2 separate regions of the Homo sapiens genome follow, and region 2 is linked to region 1. The links are chromatin loops, found by intact Hi-C in ENCODE. Cell type or tissue: HCT116. All regions are shown on one strand. Each heading gives the region's core, and the rest is flanking DNA. Links, peaks and the distances in the headings are about the cores only.

What was found. Hi-C counts contacts between places; a loop is a spot of excess contacts. Peaks named below come from ENCODE experiments on the same cell type or tissue, not always from the same donor. Only the 100,000 strongest peaks of a DNase experiment are listed, where the experiment ranks them.
Region 2: it touches region 1 in a loop (4-fold over the local background); 6 of 110 quality-filtered maps call a loop at or near these places.

What each region holds. Positions count from the first base shown.
Region 1 is chr2:237,054,848-237,065,529 of GRCh38, forward strand. The region is part of intron 1 of COPS8-DT (COPS8 divergent transcript); the gene reads right to left. It overlaps LOC105373950 (a long non-coding RNA gene), which reads left to right. Exons shown (of 3, transcript XR_007088140.1): 1 at 1-9,941; 2 at 10,610-10,682. LOC93463 (a long non-coding RNA gene) reads right to left here and starts at 1,320. Exons shown (of 7, transcript NR_135202.1): 1 at 1,200-1,320; 2 at 542-879; 3 at 153-274. RefSeq lists enhancers at 1,759-2,258, 4,534-4,643, 6,181-6,230. In HCT116, for the core only: a CTCF peak has its summit at 6,101 (motif pointing left); a DNase peak (open chromatin) is centred at 6,124.
Region 2 is chr2:236,186,652-236,197,333 of GRCh38, forward strand. It overlaps ASB18 (ankyrin repeat and SOCS box containing 18), which reads right to left. Exons shown (of 6, transcript NM_212556.4): 5 at 9,621-9,734; 6 at 6,808-8,406. The coding sequence ends at 8,221. The region is part of intron 1 of GBX2-AS1 (GBX2 and ASB18 antisense RNA 1); the gene reads left to right. Among named protein-coding and RNA genes, the nearest start is that of GBX2, 24 kb to the left of the region's middle. In HCT116, for the core only: a CTCF peak has its summit at 6,538; no DNase peak of the experiment used is centred there.

The sequences.
Region 1 (10,682 bases), core at 1,303-9,302:
AAGCTCATCATGTAATTGGTAACATGACAAAATGATAACATTTTGGATATATTGGGTTAAATAAGTTATAGTATTTAAATACATTTTGCCTGTTTTATATTTTCTGTTTTGAATACAGCTAATGGAAAACTCAAAGTTACTATGTGACTTACATTACATTTCTGTTGGACGGAACTCTTCTGAATTCCCATATCTTCATATGCTCTGTATCTCTATGAGCTTAAATGTATAGAGGCCCTGCTCTCTACCTCAGCCTTCTTCCCCCGTAATCTCCCTAGAACAGTCGGGTACAAGTCGGCTGAGAAAAAAGTGAGGCTAGAGATGGGGGTGGTGCGTGCAATCACAGTGGGGATATGAGGTGGATGAAGGGACGTGTTTTCTCAGCTAAACTTTTGTTCCCTTCACTCTCTCATTCCCGGTAGGAAGATCTTCAGTAACAAAGAGTAAAGAAAGGGAGACTTAGCAGGCAGGATGCAGCCTCATCATTATGAGAGAGCCATTGTGCGCATGAGAAATGTTTCGTTCACCCCAAGCGACTCACCTTGAAGACCCTGAAGGGCTAGAACATTTGCTTGACTTCTAGATCATTCCCCTGATGGTCCCAGGGGCGAATGGTCCCCTTCTCTGTGCTCTGTGAGAACCTCTGGCCCCCAATGGAAGGGAGCCTGGGAGCAATCCATGTATGAGAAACTCTGGAAGGAATGTGGGGACCAGAGAGAAGAGGTAGGAGGACAGGACACAAGGGACACCCAGGCGGTGGCCTGGTTCCGGCTGCATGTGGCGGGCTGGATGAGACACGTATCTCAATGGTGTGCACCGTCTTCCAGCCTCTGTGTACGTCTGCGATTGTGCCTGTCTAGAAGCTAAGTTATTCTCTTCCTGTTGATGGATACAGTAAGTACAGCTCAGTGCTTTCATTAATGTTCTATAACTCTGACCCCTAAAATAGGAATTGAATTGACATTTTCCCCAGTTTTAGCCAAAAGACAGCTGTCCAGCAATATGAGGTAATGCTTTAGAATAAACTTGGCTGGGCGTTCCTAGCTTGGTTTATACAGTTTGATTCTCATGGCTTTTTGTGGAGGCCAACCCATTGCCAATGTCCACTTTCACTTTTCCAGTAATAATGAAAGTGCCTGGAATATGTAAAGTGCACAAAAGACTGTCAAAATGAGACCAGGCCTCTAAGTAAGCCATACCATATCCATCCCATTAAGCTGCAAAATCATGAAGTGGGAAAACTGGTTCTTCTTATATAAGCCTGGGAGCACAGCAACTGTTGGAATGGCATGGAATGAGGTGCACATGGCCAGCCAAGGCTTGCTTCTGCCAGACATTTTCCCCCTATGGTCAGAAAAGACAGGGGCCAAAAACCTTAGAGATGAATAATCCATTTTTTTAAAAATCCAGATCACTGGCAGGGAGATTACGTTATAGCCCCAAAGAGTAGTTAACAGATTAGGGTCTTTGCGTATAGAACCTCACGGAGTCATGTAACAGGACGGGAATGCATTCACTGGAGTTACATTCCAATGGGTCTGCTTAATACCTAGGTGTTGTGTGGTGTTGTGGGTCCTTGGACATGGCTTAATTAACAGTGCTGGCAGTGGGGACGCCACATGCATCTGTGCTCAGCCTGGAGTACAACCTGGGAGAACCTGCCCAGCGTGTTTTCTGGCGCTGGGCAGCCTGCAGAGGGAGGGGGCTATTGGAGATTTGACAAGCAGAAGGGGATTGCTGCAAACCATGCTGGGGGCAGCACTGGTTGACCCCCGAGGTGGATAACATGAAGCCCAGCTCAGCCCCTACCCAGAGGGGCCAGCAAGGGCTGTGAACTCAGGCTGGCATATCCTGCCTCCCGGCACTCTCAACCCCATCCCTGGGAGATGTCAATTCCGGGGGCACTCAGTTCTGACTAGAGGACGAGCAGAGGGACAATAAGACCCCAGTCCCCAGTGGCTGGAGGCTCCCTCATAAACTTCATTGCAGCAGAGGCAGCAGCGTACAGAAGGAGCACAGACTCTCCACTCCCCCAGCGGTGCCGACCTGCAACCCCACAGATGAGAGGCAGGCACCTTGACATACTAGGAGAGCCAGACGCATGCGATGGTGCTCTTAAAATCTCTTGAAGGTACAAAACGACATGTGATCTTTTTGTAAGAAAATAGTAAAAAACAAAAATCATCTGTAATCCCATCACACAGAGAGAACCACTGGTAAGAAGTTTTATGAAACATGACATTTTACTTTGTATTTACTGCTTTTCACCCGTTATTTTCATTTCAGAACATTATTCTATGCCATCGGGTATTTTTCAATATTACCTATTTAATAGAGGTATAGTGCTCATTTTCAGATATGCATAAATCCATCTCTCTATTGTTTGAGTTTGAAGCAGACTTCATATTAAATATATGCGTGTGTGTATATATGCATGTATATATGTATTTATCTTGATGTCAGCAGATTTCGTTGCTGAAAAGAATTCATTTTATATTATTTCCCATGATTTCTCTCTCCCATTGCATATGACTTTCCAAATGGTTGTTGATATGATTTGCCTCGTGTCCCTTCCCAAATCTCATGTTGAATTGTAATCCCCAGTGTCAGGGAGGACCTGGGGGAGATGACTGGATCATGGAGGCAGAGTTCTCATGAATGGTTTACCACCATCTCCCCTTGGTACTGTATAGTGACAAGAGTTTTCACAAGATCTGGTTGTATAAAAGTGTGCAGGCTGGGAGCAGTGGCTCACACCTGTAATCCCAACACTTTGGGAGGCCGAGGTGGGTGGATCACTTGTGGTCAGGAGTTTGAAACCAGCCTAGCCAACATGATGAAACCCCATCTCTATTAAAAATAAAAGAATTAGCCGGGCTTAGTGGCACGTGCCTGTAATCCCAGCTACTCGGAAGGCTGAGGCAGGAGAATCGCTTGAATCCAGAAGGCAATGGTTGCAGTGAGGTGAGATCATGCCACTGCACTCCAGCCTGGGCGAAAGAGCAAGTCTTCTTTTCAAAAAAAAAAAAAAGTGTGGTACCTCCCCCCTCTCTCTTCCTCCTGCTCCTGCCAGGTGAAATGCCTGCTCCCTCATTGCCCCCACCATGAGTAAAAACTCCCACAGGTCACCCCAGAAGTAGATGTTGCCACGCTTCCTGTACAGCCTGTGGAACTGTGAGCCAATTCAACCTCTTTCCTTCATACATTACCCAGTCTCAGGTATTTTTTGTAACAGTGCGAGAATGGACTAATACGGTTGTGTGGCCATGTTTCCTCAGCTGTGGCTTGTTGACGGTTAAATATTTGCATGCAGCCACATTTCTCACAGGCTGCTCCCAGCCAGTGTCTGAGCAAGGCAGTGCAGGTCCACTCTGGGGAGAGGTTGGGCTGAGTCCTCTGGTTCAGGGTTGAGGATGCCCGGTGGCTTTGCAGAACTTTCCTGGGGCCACCTCCTCGCAGCCATCCCTCCTCTTTCCTTCACTGGGGTCAGACTCACACCACAGTCTGAAGGCTATTCCAGTTGCACCCAGCTTCCCCCCGCATTTCTCTTAGGCATTTTCCCTGATGAAATGCTTGCCTATTTGATCCATTTCTTTGCACCGCTCTTAGGGGACCTGGCGTAAATCTACCCGATTCTTACTCCTCGCCAGATCTCCCCTGCAGGTGGCTGTTCTGCAGGAGGGGTCTTGCCTTGCCTCCTCCGCTGTCATGGCTTCAGAGCGCTGGGAGCTGTCACTGCATGGAACACATCCCAGTTCCCAGGCTGCCCGAATATGAGGGCGCCTCCCTTCTTCATCTGCATGGTGACTCCTGGGGCCGCATTCCTGGGGTCCTCGGCAGCCCCTCCTTCCTGCTTCCGTGAGGTGTAGAAGATGGGGAAGTGAGTGGGCTGAGAGCAAAGAAAGGTGATTGATAGAAATGAGAAGAAAGTCTTTCTGCTCAACTCACAGAAGCATCCAAGGAATGGAGCATGGGCGCTGCCGAGTTCCCCTGGAGCTCAGGCACAGGTGTCTCCGTCAGGGGATGGGAGAAAAGTTAAAAACACAAACAAGAACAAAACCTTGTGTAGAGAGTCTCTGTGCTGGGACACAAACTGAGGCCCTCCGCATTTCACACTGAGGCCACTCATGGCATCAGGTCCTTTTGCTCCTCTCAGGCTTCCCTTCTTCCCAGTTTCTGCCTTAGGGAAAGGCCGTCATCTGTTTTCCTCTTGCATTATTTTCACCTTTATCTGTGGAAAGTTGCAAAGACTGCACAGGGGGCCTTCTCCAGATGACATGTGAAGCAACAGCCGTAGGAAACTCTAAATCCACCTGAAATTTGAGTTTCTGCTGAGGGTTAATATTTTAAATGGAACCCATGAGCCCACTATAAAGCGAAGCCCAGCTCAGTGGTGAAGGAGCGTCTACAGGAGTCATGAGGCACAGCATTTTCTAGTTCCTGACTAAAAACAGAAATGAAACCTTTTCTCTGCAGATTTTGTCAAGGTGTTCTGCAGGCAGTTGCACTTTCGACCCTCCTCATTTGCCCATTAGCAAATGGAAAAATTATAATAATGTGAACTATTTTTGTTTTGTTTTTTAAATGTTGAATGATGTGGCAGTGTAGCTAAAATCCTGCATTTGGAGGCCAGAACTGTAAGCCATTTTTGAAAGGAAGACAGTTCTCGACAATAAGCATCTTGATCTTGAAACCCTTGAGGAGCAGGGACAGAGCAGAGAGTACAGGTGAGAGCGAGAACAAGAGCAGCAAAAGAAAATGAGCAAACCATACTGGAAAAGCAACCCTTGGCCAGCCCCACTGGCTCTGAGCCACGTGCTAGGTGGGGTCAGGGGAGAAGCTCTGGGCCCTGCCAACTGTGTTCTGGCCTCAGCCCCAAGCTGTCCCTGAGGGCTGCACCCCAGAATCCGAGGATGTGAGGAGTATGGTTCTGAGCCCTGCTCTGGTGAGGAAGGGACTGGCAGACTCTCAGATCATGCCGAGGCTGCTCTCATTTGCTGTTTCATGCATGTGTGTTTTGTGTGCATGTTGAAAGGAGCAAACTGCGTGTCGCCTATGAAACATGGGTTTGGTTCTTCAGAAGAAATCCTTTTGGAGTTCTCACAAAGCTCCAAGTTATCCAGGAAGCCCCAAGGACCAAACACGCATTGTGGTTGGGACTGTGATGCCCAGATGGGCCAGTCCTGGAAATGGAGCTCATGGAAGGTGGCGTCGCGATGGCCGGTAGAGCAGGAAGGATGCGGGGCAGGGCCCCCTTGAATCAGCCTGGCTGGGAGAGGTGGGTAGGATTCAGTGAGGGTATCTCAGACTGCACTGAAATTAACATTTTATTTACACACATTCACACATATACAATACACCAAGAGACATAAGAAGGAAAAAACTATGATAAGTTGCTGCTTATGTGAGTTTCCACATGGATACAAAACACTCTTGTATGCAAAGTTAACAAGGTCTGGGCTCCTTCCCAGCACACCTCTGCCCCCGTCCCCCGGGCTTCACCTCACGGCAATGCGCTGGGCAGGGTGAGTCCCATATCGCTCTCAACAGCTGAAGGGGAGCTGCTTGTCTTGGCAGGACCTTGAGAGTTAATGACACATGTAATGGTGTGTGGGGAAAGTGAGAGACGATGGAGGATTGTGTGGTACAAAAAAGCAAAAATATGTGTTATAGAAATAGAGTATTTGCATCAAACTGAAATCCTCCCTATCCTGAGAATTTCAGGAAGAGGACAAAATCACAGGGTCACATCCTGAAGGACACCCTGCCCGGCTCTGACTTTACCCCTCTCAGTGCCCTGGGGTGGGGGTATCGATCTAGAAAGCCACCTATCGCAGGGTGTGTGTATGTGTGTGTGTGTATTCATTAGTGCTTGCGGTCACTGTGAAGACACCAACTGTTCTGAACAAGACTTTCCAATAATGCAGGGCGAGATTGCCTGAAACAAACTAGAAAAACAACATAAAAGAAGAAAAGGGAAAGCATGCCCAGGAGAGCCTCAAATATCTTTTGTCCATATTGCTGTTTTCGAAAATCCGGGGTGAATAAAAAGCTGGCACTCTCCGGGTTTTGCCTGGTCCTGGAATTCTTTTGTAGTGAGCACCACCTTGTGGTCTGCCTTTTGCATTTCCCAAGAACACAATGTCAGGGTCCCCGTGCTTGCTGAAACCTGGTTATCACACTCGGGCTGGCCTCTCCTCCCAAGCCCATCCTGCCTTCTTCCCACCCTACCAGACCCTTCCCACTCGAGGGCTCAGACCCATCTCAGGCTTGCCCCAGTAGGCTCGTCCCACTTTCTGGAATTAAGACTGAACATTAAGTTGCTAGCCTGAGCCCAAGGCCCAGGTGTCCCATTACAGCTGATGTGCCACCCACACGGTCTGTCTGGGGCCACCCCCGGGGGACCATTGCCCTACACAGCGCCCACACACACAGTCCCTCCACATGCCCATTTTGCTCAAAATCTCTCTCTCCTCACTCCTACACCCCCCTTCAGCAACTTGCTGGGATTTTTTCGGCGTAACGTAGTGGGTCTGGGCAATCCCCAGAACAGGAACCCTCCCAGCAGCCCACCACCCCTAGTCTATAATCACAGTCGACTTCAACCACAAACACCTGGAGCACGGAAAGCGCTGCCCCACCCACCAGGAAACTCCGCATCCCTCCACATGAGGACCCATCCTGCACCCGGGAGCAGTGGAGGCATCTCAGCCAAGGCAACTGCAGATGCTGGCATAGCTCCACATTGGACAAACAAAGGTGCCTCGTGAAGTGCCATGATAAGCCCTGCCAAGGTCTGAAGCAAACAGGTACAGCCGGGGTGTCATCCCAGAATAAACCACAGTCAGAGACAAGATGGGGAGATGGAGGAAGGAACCGGAACAAAGTGGCTCCATGCACCGGGTATAGGCAGGCACCTGGGCTCATGGTGTTTAATTCATTCTCATAATAACTCTTTGGGAACTATTATTTTTCCCATTGTACAGATGAGGATACCAAGGCTCACAGAGGTTGAAAATGTGCTTGTTTATCTTGAATTTCCCTAACATGATCAGCTTGCTGTAGATATTCAAGTTCTACTAGCTTCTAACTCCTTCCATGTAAAGCAGCAGCGAAGCTGCCCTGCCAAGGCCCACAGTTAGATTTGTGCATCTCTGAGCATCTTTTCTTGAGCTCTCTTTGTTACCACCTGCTGGTCACAGAGCTGAGGAGGGCTGCACCCCCTTCCACCATGGCTGCAGATGCCCTCTGGGAGAACACTCGGGGCAGACTCCTGAGGACCCCATGGTGTTGAGCACCTGTCCTTGCTGTGGCCAGGCTGCGCTCCGTACCAAGGTAGGCAAAACGCCCTGTCACCCACTGGGCATCATACCTGGGAACCTGGGCACACCCAAAAACTGCTGCATCATGCTCTGCCCAAAGCCCTGTCACCACAGGGCTCAGGCTATGGGGCCACTTTGAGGCAGGCACAGCTTTCCTCTGTACCCCAGTGTGAATCTTTGATTGCTGTAACTAATTGCCATAAACGTTGTGGATTAAAACAGCCTAAGTTTGTGATCTGTTCTGCAGGTCGGTAGTTCAGTACAGATCTCTTTGGACTAAAATCTAAGTATTGGCAAGTTGCATCCATTCCTGGAGCTCTGGGGAAGGCCCGTCCCTGCTCTGCTAGGTTGCTGGCTGAACTTAGTTCCCTGGGTTCCCTGGGATTACAGACGTGCACCACCATGTCCCACTAATTTTTGTACTTTTAGTAGAGACCTGGTTTCACCTTGTTGGTGAGGCTGGTCTCAAGCTCCTGGCCTCATGTGACCCACCCACCTCAGCCTCCCAAAGTGTTGGGATTACAGGCATGAGTCACCACGCCTGGCCTCCAATGGACTAGTTTTGAAGGAATCTCAGGATTTGCAACCTGCTGGAAGGAATTACTGGTGTCATTAGAGGCCTCCCTGAAACCCCACGCAATGACAGCATGGCACACGCTGACCCCGGCTGAGCTCACAATGGCAGTTGTTTTGGCTTGGCTTCTGTTTAGATGGGAAGCAGCTCCCCATGTCCCTTGGCTGAAGGTTTCTCCTAGAAGTTGACCAGGACCCCTGCAGGGGATGAACAAAAGCTGACACCTCATCACCCCAATTCACACACAGTTAAGCCCCACTGATCCTGGGATACAAGTAGATAAAGGGGGGAAAGGACTACTTTGTTTAACTTCCCAGTATCCTCTGATTGACTTAATGAAAAAATCCTGATGTTAAGCTCCCAGAAAAGGGTTTTCAGTGCTGAACTTGAGCTGGGCATACCACCTACATCCTGTGTTCTGTGTTCACAAACACAGAACACATTCGTGTCTCATCTGTGCCTCATTTGTCTTTCCCTGCCCTTACTTCCACGTGAGAGCAGCCACTTGTGATCCTGTCCATTTAAAACAATATGATCACAGGCCTGGGGCTCCAGATGCCGGACACAGAAAAGAAAAAGACGTGATAAATAACATTTAAAGCACTGCAAAGTTTGATTTTCATGTCTAATATCTGCCCCTGGAGATTCTGCTAAATTTCTTTTTTCCCTCTTCATAAATTCTTATGATAACAACTTTATTTGGGAATTAATCCAGATTCCCATTATTCACTGAATTACACTTTCCCAGCATGTAAGTTCCTCCCTCGTTGTAAGTTACAAAGCCTTGGAAGCTACATTAACTCTTTCTGGCTGCTGGGATGACAGGTATTGCTAGTCCTCATGTTTCAGAATTGTATCTGAAAAGCATTAATGTAGTTTTAAAGGGTTTCCAAATTAAAACCAGGATGAAAATTGACCACTGGGAGAATCCTATTTATACTATTATATTATGGGGTGCTTTAAATACACTTCCCTCCAGCCTACTGCCATTGGCTCTAATATATAGAACGGGCATGTATACAGAACGGGCATCCCTCTTGCAGTAGCATTGTGGAAGAATTAAGCACCCACACTCTGAGGTCAAACTGTCCTGGTTGAAATCTTGACTCCATCTCTCACTAGCTGTGTGACCTCAGGTAAGTTACCTAACCCCTCTGAGCCTTGGTTTCCTCATTTGTAAAGTGGAGAAAACAGCACTCACTTGATGGGGCTGCCATAAGGATGAAGTAATATGGTGCAAGAGGAGCTGAGACTGCTGCTTGGCAAACAGTGGACATTTGCTGAGAGCTTGCTGTGCACCAGGCACTGTTCTAACTACTTTACATGTATTAATTCATTGAACTCGCTCAACAACTTGGAGGTTGGACATCATTATCCCTACTGCAGGCAGTGACCACTCTACAAATGTTGGTTGCCATCCGCTGATCTTGACGCCTACGACGGATTCGCCTGGTAACTCCATCCACACTTAAGTTGGGAAAGCACTCCGCCCTGCCTCTAAGTCCGGGGACTCTGGGCAGGGTCCATTACATGACCTGGGTCTAAGCCAATCAGAGCATCTCACTACCGTCTCCACAGTGATTGGTCCACGTGGGCACATGACACTGCCGGGGCTGGGACTCCCCAAAAAGAGAGTCTCCCTTCTTCCTGCTGGACTAGCCTGAGACGATGCGAGGCTATCGCTGCCGCAGTACCGGGCGGAGGGCCTGTCTGAGAGGGAGCCAACCTCGAGGAAACTGGGTCAACAATGGACAACGAGACACCAGCTGTGTGACTTCACGTGAGCCCACGCAGGAAGCCTGCCTGCAGCCGGGACCCTATCTTGGCCCATAGCATCGGGGCTTCTCAGGGAAGCACTGGGGTGTAAGCTTCAGCCCCAAAATGCATCCCCACCCTTGTCCCCCTCCAGGCAGAGCAGAGACCACTGGGGCCTGCTTGCTGCTCGGTGGAGCCGATGTCTTCAAGGCCGGGCTAATGTCTCACCGGCCTCTCGGTTCCTTCCAGCTCCACTGACAGAAAGAAAGCAGATTAGATTACCGGGCGAGGTAATCCTAAGCTTTAGAGGTTCTTTTGAGGAACCTGCCACAAAGGCCAACCAGAATCCTTATTACACAAACCAGCAACTGACCTCCCTTTAGGAGAACAGGGCTCTATGATAGGAGCAATTACATTTAAATTCTGCAGTGAGATTGCTATTTAACAAAACAGCAAAATCATCAAAATCCTATAATTGTATGCATAATGCCACTTTGGCCTACTCACTTTCTGTAAAGAACTTTATTTTCCCATCCCATAATTAATATCAGTATCATATTCCATTGAAGACCATCTGTTTTACCAGAGCTATGTTATCAATCATCTCAAATTTCAGAACTTCACCCTGGTTTGTCCCCTTGATAGGGAAGTGAAAACATTGTATCAACAGTCATCTAAGCTGGCATGTGTGTGAGTGGGCCACAGGATTTGCTGGTGGATATCAGAAAAGTCATTTAACACAAAGTTCTGCTTATAGACTATTGCAAAATAAGTAGCTCCAAAAGGAAATTATTATGTTTGTAAAAACATGAGCACTTTCCTCTTCCTTTGGGCAAGGGTACGACGTTTTACTATCCACCCAAATTATGTTCACCAATGATTGAACTCTTCAAAGAATTCAAATCATGTGGATTTGAGCCTTCTGGGAAGGAAAACGAAATGCACCTTGACTTCACAGGCTGGAGGGCTGGGTGTGACAGGGCCCTCCAGAGAGCCTCGGGACAGAACCTCAGCAGATGGTGGCAGCTGAA
Region 2 (10,682 bases), core at 1,781-9,780, 870 kb before region 1:
TGCTAGCCGTAAATACTACAAAACTATGAATAAGTTCCATCTCATCTGATGATTAAGATAGGGCCAGAGAACCCACTAGCCATTTTTGTCTCAAAGAATCACAGCCATCCATAAATCAGGTACAATATTCAACACATCTTGACAGCCACTAGAACCCAGGTGACTTAGAACTCATTTCTAGTGCCAGTTGATTTCCTACCCCTTCTCTTGCAGCTGTGATGTCATGTTCCTGAGAAGTTAGGGGCAGAGTGAAGGATTCTTTCCAGCTGAGGAGGTTCAGTTAATTACTGTGTGACTTGGTCCATGCTGACCAAGAGCACTTGGCTGAAGGTCTGGTTGCCATAGTTCATATGATATTGACTTGGCAGGGTGGGACTAAGGGAATGCTCATCATAGAAATCACCTGACTGCCTGTGGGACACTGATGAGATCGATGGCCAGGGAAGCCACACAGTGCACAAACTGCCACCCGCCCTGGGAATACGACAGCCCCCGTTCAACACAGGCCCATAGGCAGAGAGAACATGGCCAAGAATGGGGCCCTTCTCTCCATGCCTTCCTCATATGCCCAAGTTTCTCCAGCAGCCTTGAGACAACTTGTCCTATACTTGGCTGTGAGCACCACAAGCAGGAGGGCACCAGTCAAGTCTGTCTTGTTGATGATGGATCCTTGGCCCCAAGCACTGGGCTCCACCCCCGGCAGACTTTCAAAAGTGATAGTTAAATGAATGAGCAAATGTCAAGAAAAAAAAAAAAAAAAAGAAACCCAGAAAATAGTAAGTGTTGATGAGGATGTGGGGGAATTGGAACTCTTGCGTATTGCTGGTGGGAAGGTAAAATTGTGCAGCTGCTATGGAAAATAATATAGAGGTTCCTTAAAAGATTAAATCCAGAACTACCATATCATCTGGCAATCCCACTTCTGGGTATACATCTAAAGGAATTGAAAGTAGGATCTGGAAGAGCTGTTTGCACACCCATATTCATTGCAGCATTCTTCACCATAGCCAAGAGGGGGAAACAGTCTAAGTGTCCATTGACAGATGAGTGGATACACAAAATGTGGTATATACAACAGAATATTATTCAGCTTTTATTTATTTATTTTTATTTTTATTTTTTTTTTGAGACAGAGTCTCGCTCTGTCGCCCAGGCTGAAGTGCAGTGGTGTGATCTCGCTTCACTGCAACCTCCACCTCCCAGGTTCAGGCAATTCTCCTGCCTCAGCTTCCCGAGCGGCTGGGACTACAGGCGCCTGCCACCACGCCCGGCTAATTTTTTGTATTTTTAGTAGAGGCAGGGTTTCACCATGTTAGCCAGGATGGTCTCGATCTCCTGACCTCGTGATCCGCCTGCCTCGGACCCCCAAAGTGCTCACTACAGGCGTGAGCCACTGCGCCCAGCCTATCAGCTCTTAAAAAGAAAGAGGCCAGGCCTGGGGGCTCATGCCTATAGTCTCAGCACTTTGGGAGGTCGAGGTGGGAGGATCACCTGAGCCCAGGAGTTCAAGACCAGCTAGAGCAACATGGCGCGAGACCCTGTTTCTACAAAACATTTTTCTTTTTTTTAGTTAGCCAGATACGGTGGCGTGTGCCTGTGGTCCCAGCTACTCAGGAGGCTGAGGCAGGAGGATCAGCTGAACCCAGGAGGTCAAGGCTGCTGTGAGCTGTGTTCATGACACCGCACTCCAGCCTGGGTGACAGAGTAAGACCCTGACTCCAAAAAAAGGAGGAGGAAATCCTGTGGCATGCTACATGAATGAATGTTGAGGACACTACGCTGAATCAAAGAAGCCAGCTGCAAAAGGACAAATATTGTATGATTCCATTTAGTTGGAGGTATTTAGGGCAGTCAAAATTATGGGCAGTAAGTAGACTGGTGGCTGCCAGGGCTGGGGGGAGGGGAAACAGGGAGTTGCTTTTCAATGTGAAAAAGTTCTAGAGAACTATTACACAGCAGTGTGAATCTATTTAACACTACTGAACTGTACACTTAAGATAGCTAAGAGGAATTTTTTTTTTTTTTTTGAGATGGAGTCTCACTCTGTCTCCCAGGCTGGAGTGCAGTGGCACGATCTCTGCTCACTGCAATCTCCACCTCCCAGGTTCAAGCAATTCTCTGCCTGAGTCTCCCGAGTAGCTTAAATTACAGGTGCCCGCCACCACGCCTGGCTAATTTTTTTTTTTTTTTTTTGTATTTTCAGTAGAGACGGGGTTTCACCATCTTGGCCAAGTTGGTCTTGAACTCCTGACCTCGTGATCCACCCGCCTTGGCCTCCCAAGTGCTGGGATTACAGGTGTGAGACACCGCACCCGGTCGGGAAAATTTTATATTATGTGCTTTTTACCACAATAAAATGTAAAAAAAAAAAAAAAAATTAAAAATAAATCAACAAATGAGTGAATGGTTTATTCCAAAGGAACTTCATGGATTAACTCTTCCCCGGAGCATCTGAATTTAAAAATTCTTAGGGGTGAAAATAATGAAAAAGAAATAAGTCCTCCATGTTGGCAAAACTTCAGGCAGCTATGGGGGGACCTTTGGGGATCACTGTGAGAATCGTGTTGCTGTTTTTAAGCTGCAATTTGGGGAAAAATAAGCTTTTGGAAACCTAATAATTGATTATTATTTATTAGATTTTTAGAAGTGTAAAGTCAGTATGTTTTCATTTATTTATTTATTTAAACAGAGTCTTGCTCTGTCACCCAGGGTGGAGTACAGTGGTGCAGTCTCGGCTCACTGCAACCTCCACCACCCAGGTTCAAGTGATTCTCCTGCCTCAGCCTCTCAAGGAGCTGGGATTACAGGCAACTGCCACTGTGTCCAGCTAATTTTTGTATTTTTAGTAGAGACGGGGTTTTGCCACGTTGGTCAGCGGCTGGTCTCGAACTCCTGACCTCAGGTCATCCACCCGCCTTGGCCTCCCACAGTGCTGGGATTACAGGCAGGAGCCACCATGCTTGGCCAAGTCAGTATTTTTTTTTTTTTTTTTTTTTTTTGAGATGGAGTCTCCCTCCGTCACCCAGGCTGGAGTGCAGTGATGCAATCTCAGCTCACTGCAACCTCCACTTCCCGGATTCAAGTGATTCTCCTGCCTCAGCCTCCCGAGTAGCTGGGATTACAAGCATATGCCACCATGCCAGGCTAATTTTTTGTATTTTTAGTAGAGACTGGGTTTTGCCATGTTAGCCAGGATGGTCTCGATCGTCAGTATGTTTTAAAAGAGCTCTGCCTTCTTCCAGGACTCTTAAATACATATTTAAAATTTTAGAAAGTCAGCCAAACTGTTTTCTATAGTAGGGTGGGGTGGAAGGGGTGGCTGGAGGGTATAGTCTTAGAAGACAGGCATATTTCCATTTTCAGAATTCAATGAGGACTGTGCTCCTTAGAGGCCATGGTGGCTGTATTTCTTACTGTTCTTACCCTTGCTATTTAAATAACATTGCTGGCTGGGCATGGTGATTCATGTCTGTAATCTCAGCACTTTGGGAGGCTAAGGCAGGCAGATTACTGAGCCCAGGAGCTCAAGACCAGTCTGGGCAACAAAGCGAGACCCCATCTCTACAAAAAATAAAAAAATTGATGGTGTGCACCTGTAGTCCCAGCTGCATGGGAGACTGAGGCAGCAGGATCCCTTGAGTGCAGAAGGTCGAGGCTGCAGTAAGCCACATTCAAGCCACTGCACTCTGGCCTAGGTGACAGAGTGAGACCTTGTCTCAAAAAAAAAAAAAAAAAAAAAAATTTGCTATTTTTTTCCCCATTTTTTACAGTCTCTATCTTAATATTGGGCTGTTTTCTTTTTCTAATGATAAAACAATCCTAATAACAGAAGGAACCATTTATCAAGTTCTTTCTCTGGGTTGGGCTCTGGGCCTGGGTTTTTGCAGTTTCTCTGCTCAGTGGGGCCTGCAGATCAGGATCCAAGGTTAACAGAAACATCCAAATGCTTGGAGCCACAGAATCTGGGCCCCACTCCAAACCTCTAGAGTCTGAATCTGCATTTCAACAAGATCCCTTCAAATTTGGTGAAGACCTGCCTTACACCAGACATCTTACTAATTCCTAAGTAAGTGAGAGAGGCGCAGATATGTTCACTTCCCAGGTAAGCAAATTGAACCAATTTCAGTTAAGTCATTGTTCTTGGTCAGTGGAGAAGCTCTGAACCTATCTCTAAGGTGTTACCTTGGGCTGCTACTCATCTTCCAGTGTATTGCTTCCCTTTCCAGGACAAAGCAATCTTCCTAGAGTCCCACTGAGACCAAACCTGCTCACTTGCTTCGTGGTTCCTCACAGCCTGTCCAGTGAAGTTCAGAATACTTGGTCTGGAAGCCAAGTACCTCCTGATCTGCCCCCACCTTCTCTAGCCTTGCCTCCTTCCAGCTGCCAAAGCATGGGGATCCTCCTAGCCAGGAGGATAAATCACTATCCCTCCATGGAACCCTGTACTTCCCTGCACACCTGCCTTCATTCAAGTTTTCCTTTGGAGGCAGTGGTAACTCCTGAAAGTCTATGTAGGAGAGGCTTGGGGAGAGTCATCTGCCTGGGATGGGGATCTGAGGGGTCTTGAAGCTGGGTTTACGTAGCCCTTTTGTAGGACAGATCAATTGTCCATCTCAAAGGGTGGGTGAAGGTGGGTCAGCTGATGGAGCTGGGGGATGCTGTCTTATCACTCCCTGGGCAGGTCCACTGTGTTAAAACTTGATTGTCCACCAAGGTGCACCCTGGCTAACTCCTTCATGATGTCCATCCTCACTTCCTGGGCTCTGCCTGGGCCCCCCTTTCACTCCATGATGGGCTTTACTTATGGTGCATATAACATCCCACCTCACCCTGCAGTTATTTGCTGGGGTCTGAATTCCCTTTCCAGATTCTACCAATGGGAGGGTGGTATGGTTTGTATATTTGTTCCCTCCTAATCCCATGTTGAAGTTTGATCCCCAGCATTGCAGGTAGGGCCTCATGAGAGGCGTTTGGGTCACAGGGCCTTGGTGACCTCCCTGCAGTATTGAGTCAGTTCTTGCTGGATTAGTACACTTGGGAACTGATTGTTAAAAAGCCCAGCACCTCCTTCGCTCTCCCTTGTCCCTCTCTTGCCATGTGACACACTGGCTCCCTTTCATTTTCTGCCATGAGTAAAAGCTTCTTGAAAGGCCTCACCAAAAGCACATGCTGGCACAATGCTTCTTGTACAGCCTGCAGAACTGTGAGCTGAATAAACCTCTTTTCTTTATAAATTGCCCGGCCTCAGCTGTTCCTTTAGAGTGATGCAAAACAGACCAATACAGAGGGAGTGTCTCCTCTGAGGTTCATTGGGGCAGCACCTTGCGCTGGCTGTAATGGAAAAAAGAGAGCCACTGCTTGTCCTTGGAGGATGAACATGAAGAGTCTTTGCTTTAAAATACAGTGTATTCATAGAAAATTTGATGTCTCATAGGGCCAACAGATCAGGAGATGACTGCTATTGAAAAGGTGTTTTATTGATCATTGTTCCTAAGAGGAGAGGGTATGCTATGACATGGGGGCAGCCCATGAGGAAGCCCCAGGGTCTTTCAGGAGGCAGGGGAGGAATGGGCAAGAGAGGGCAAGGCTGAAGTTTGTCTAGTTTGGATAATTTCAGCAGACTCTGGGGCATAGGACTTTCCCAAGTTGTGTGGCACTTGCTCTGGAGTAGACAGTGGTCTGGCATGTGAGAAAGAGTGGGATATAAGAGGTGGTTGAGGTGTGGGCTCTGGGCTCCAGATTGGTTGGCTAACATTGGAAAAGCATGCTTTGTGTGGAATTGTTTACTGTTGCTAAGAACCAGCTAAGCCTGGTGGGTGGGGGGCAGTCAGTTCCTCCTGGGTCAGCAAGGCCCCAGATGTCAAAGCATCTGAATAGAGAAAGTAAGCTGGGGGAGGGGGCTCACTCCTGCAATTCCAGCTACTCAGGAGGCAGAGGCAGGAGGATTACGTGAGGCCAGGAATTAGAGCCTGGGCAACATGCGAGATCCCATCATCTATATAAAATAGAAAAAATGATCCCAGTGCAGTGGTGTGCACCTGTAGTCCCAGCTACATGGGAGGCTGAGGCAGGAGATCACTTGAGCCAAGAAGGTCGAGGCTGCAGTGAGCTATGATTGCACCACTGCACTCCAGCCTGGGTGACAGAGTGAGATTCTGGCATATATATATCTGGGCACGTGGAACCAACATACGTTTTCTTCCTAGCCAGACACTGATGGGACAAGCAGGCTTTTCTATGGCTAACTGATCCCAGATAAGTGCACTGGAGAGAGATGCACCATTTTGTGGGAACCACCCTCTACCCCAAGGTGTATATATATATGGAATAGAGAAAATAAGACAAGGTTGATATAGTCCTTGTTGTCTAGAGCATCTCTGTTGGCATGTGACGCTCAGGCTGAGCTGAAGGCCCCTTTGATCAACCTGTGTCTGTTCCTGGCATCTGACTTCCCAGACTGTTCCTGGAGCTGGAGCAGTGGCTTTTGGTGAGGGTGTCACATGAAGACTCACACAGGATGGAAACTTCCATTCACCATCCTGCCGGTGTCCTCCGGGGGAGCTCTGGGCTGTAATATGCTTGGGAGCACTGAGAGCACCGACAGGCCCTGGGCAGGTGCACGTGCCTTGGTTGCAAGTGTCCTTTCTCAACATGCAGGTCCGTTGTGATCTAGGGTACAGAGTTTCCCCGGGTGGTCGGGCCCCAGCGGGGTGAGAGGCCTCTCTGTGAGGGGACGGTCCCAAGGCTCAGGGGCAGCATGAGGGCTGCTAACACACTGGAAAAATACATATACAGTAGGTCCTTAAATAATGTTTTGTTTAATGTCATTTTATTATAACACCGATAAGAAACAAAACTGATTCGGCAGGGCATGGTGACTCATGCCTGTAATCCCAGCACTTTGGGAGGCCGAGGCGGGCAGATCACCTGAGATCGGGAGTTTGAGACCAGCCTGACGAACATGGAGAAACCCCGTCTCTACTAAAAATAAAAAATTAGCCGGGCGTGCTGGCACATGCCTGTTATCCCAGCTACCAGGAAGGCTGAAGCAGGAGAATTGCTTGAACCTGGGAGGCGGAGGTTGCGGTGAGCCAAGATTGCGCCAGTCTCAAAACAAACAAACAAACAAACAAAAAAACAAAAAAGAAACAAGACTGATTCCTGGGCAAGGCCACTGTCTGTATGGGTTTTCTCTGGGTGCTCCAGTTCCCACCCACATCCCAAAGCTGAGCAAGTGAGGTGAGCTGTCGTGTCTGAATTGTCCCAGTGTTGTGTGTGGGTGGGTGGGTGTGGGGGTGTGTGAGCACCCTGCGATGGAATAGCACCCCGTCCAGGCCTGGTTCCTGCCCTGCACACTGAGTTGCTGGGGTGGACTCTGGCCACGCACGACCCTGAACTAGAATAAGCACATTAGAATATGAATGAATGAATGAATGAATGAATACAAATTATTGTAAAGTAAAAATTCATAAGGCATACAATAATCATCCAAATGCATGACAATAAATGATGCGGTATGAGAGGGCCTAGCAAGCCTGCCACATTGGTGACTGTTCTGAACTTCGTGGTGGTAGGAGGTGCTCCTGACAAGGTTCGTTTTGCAAACATTTATTCCTTGATCTAACCCACCAGCAGGACAACCACCATCACATACTGATTCACCAAAAATTGGGTAAATAATTATCTTACTTGTTATTAATCTCTTTTAAAGGTATGTGTAGCTTGCCTTTATTTCAATCTTTACTATTAGAATTGTATTGGTCTTTATTTAGAAGTGTGGTGATCTTTTTGTGACCAGAAATATGCTGTAGGAACATCATTCTTGTTTATATCAATTAACCTTGGGAAAACTGGCATTGTTATACCTCATTTAGCTTAAAGCTGGTTCCCTAGAACCTATCGAAGACCTTAAGTGAGGACTCACTGTACCTTTTGGCTTAACTGTTGTTGAAAGGTACTTTCCCAGACCAAGTGCTGTGATAGTCACGATTTCACTGGATTTTCACAAGCGACCCTGAGAGGCAGAAAGGGCTTTTGTTGCCAATTCCATTTCGAGGTGAACCTGAAGCTTGGCAAGGTCTGTGCTTCACCCGGTCCCACGGAGAGCAAGTGGGAAGGGAACTCCCATCACCTCCATCTGCATCAGGGCACTCTCCAACACACGGCCTCCATGGAAGGTCAGCGAGGAGAACAACAGTATTGGTTGCAGCGTTCTGCGTTTCAGTGCAAAACACCCTGTGGCTCCAAAAGTAGGTAATTCTGCAGGGGCTTTGGCAAGGGTAACAGGGGGATGAGGTCAAAGCACCTTTTGCCAAACAGTCTGCGAAGAGCACAGCGGCAAAGATGCTGCAGGCAGCGTGGGGTGAGGGCCAAGGCAAAGAGGGACTGGTAGAACGGCTTGTGCATCTGGAAGGGAAGGCAGGTGGATTAGAAATCTGGGCACGTGGAACCAACATACGTTTTCTTCTTAGCCAGACCACTGATGGTACAAGCGGGCTTTTCTATGGCTAACTGATCCCAGATAAGCGCACTGGAGGGAGACGCACCATCTTGTGGGAACCACCCTCTACCCCAGGGGCTTGTGTGCTCTCCCAAAGCACAGTTCCTGCCGAGTGAGAGGGGATTCTGACTGGGGTGACTTCAGATGCTCCAGGTGGTCTCCCCGAATTCCGTTTTGCTCCATCCTCTTTGCACAGCAGCCCTACAGCTCCGGGGTGGCCCTGTTCATCTCCCCAAGTCATGACCAGCTCTTCCCTTCTGCCAGGGAGGGGCTCAGGAGCGAGTGCATGGCATTGGTCTGGTGGTCAGTCATGCACACATGACTCAAGTCAGTGAAACAGAAAAAACACACACAACTCTTCTCACTCTCTTTTTTTTTTTTTGAGATGGAGTCTAGCTCTGTCACCCAGGCTGGAGTGCAGTGGCGTGATCCCAGCTTATTGCACTCTCTGCCTCCTGGGCTCAAGCGATTCTCCTGCCTTAGCCTCCTGAGTAACTGGCATTACAGGCGCTTGCCACCATGCTTGGGTAATTTCTGTATTTTCAGTAAAGACAAGCTTTCACCATGTTGGCCAGTCTGGTCTTGAACTCCTGACCTCAAGCGATCTGCCTGCCTTGGCCTCTCAAAGTGCTAGGATTACAGGCATGAGCCACCGCACCTGGCCTGTTCTCACTCTCTTTTAATGGACAGTCACCTGTGGACTTTGTCGTGGATAGATGTAATCCCCATAGCTTCCTTGGTCGTATCTTGAGCTGCTGGAGCATGAAGCTGACTCACAGGGCCGGATTAGTATGTCCTGACGTGGAGCTAGGCCCGTGGATTCAGGCGGCTCTGGCCTTTCTTTGGACACTGGTTAAGGAACCCTCGCGCTTTTCAGGCCAGCACGGGGCTCTGAGCTCCTTGAGGCCATGGCACCGCAACTACTATAACAAGCTCCTGGCTGTGTGATTATGGAGCCTCCAGAAAAAACCAGAAACGTGCAAATACACCCTCATTTCCCATTCTTCCTTTTTCAGATGTATAATACTTAGCCGAATATCAGTGCAAAACTCCCCATGCAAAGAAGCAAAAACAGACAAAAGTTTTGTACTAAAGATGGGCAGAAAGGCAGCCCTCTTGCCTGGAATACTTCCTCAGGAATCACTTCCTTCCAGGACTCTGACAAGCAGAGCTGAGGGTAGGAGTTGAAAAGCACCTCGATGACTGCGGGGACAGATGCACAGGTCTTCAGCACCTGGTGGGAAGAGGTGAAAGACGCAGCGTAGGCCGACTGGGTTCTGGGTCTCAGTGGGGAAAGGGTGGGGGGTGTGGGGGGATGCTCTCCCTAGCTGTGTGACCTCCCTACGCCCAAGCCACACAGGGAACAGCAACAGAGCAGTACCACAGGGTTGCTGCAGGGATCACATGAATTAGTGCACACAAAGACACAAGGCAACGGCTCTGCAAGGGAGCCCTCCTTCCCATCATGATGGCCGCCCAGCCAAAGTCTGGGCCAAGTGCTTAAGCATTCAGGTTCCCAGGGGGGCTATGCTGGTGGCTTGGCAGGCCTCCTTGGCCCCCAGAGAGCTGCTCAGAGAAAAGGAATGAAGTTCTGCTAGGAGGAAGTTTGGCCCGAGGATGGTGTTCCCAATTTCTTACCTCAATTTTCAGATGTGTCAGGAAATTGAGAATTGGGGAAGAGGAATTGTTTTGCTGTTGAATTTCCTCTTGACTTGGCATTTCCGTTTTATTTTCACAGTCCCCACTGGCAAAGATTCCTATTGCCTTATTCACAAATTTATAATTCAAGTCCATTAGCTTCACCATAAAGATGGGAACACTATTTGCTTTTAAAAAATAAACTTTTTTTTGTTATGGAGAAGTTTGAACCTTCATACAAAAAAGTAGTGCCAATAGTATGATAAACTCCCATGTATCCCCGCCCCCCCCATCAACCCATGGTTGATCCTGCCCATCCACTTCTCCTAAGATTAAAGCAAATTCCATGTATCCTATAATTTTATCTGTATTTCAGTGCATCTTTTATATGACCCTTTGAAGAAACAAAGATAATATTATAGCACCTGAGAAATTAACAAGTTTCATAATATCACGTCATATACAATCAGTGTTTAAATTCACAGATTTCTCTTAAATGCCATTATATTAACAAAATAATTTGTTTGTTTGAATAATCATTCCA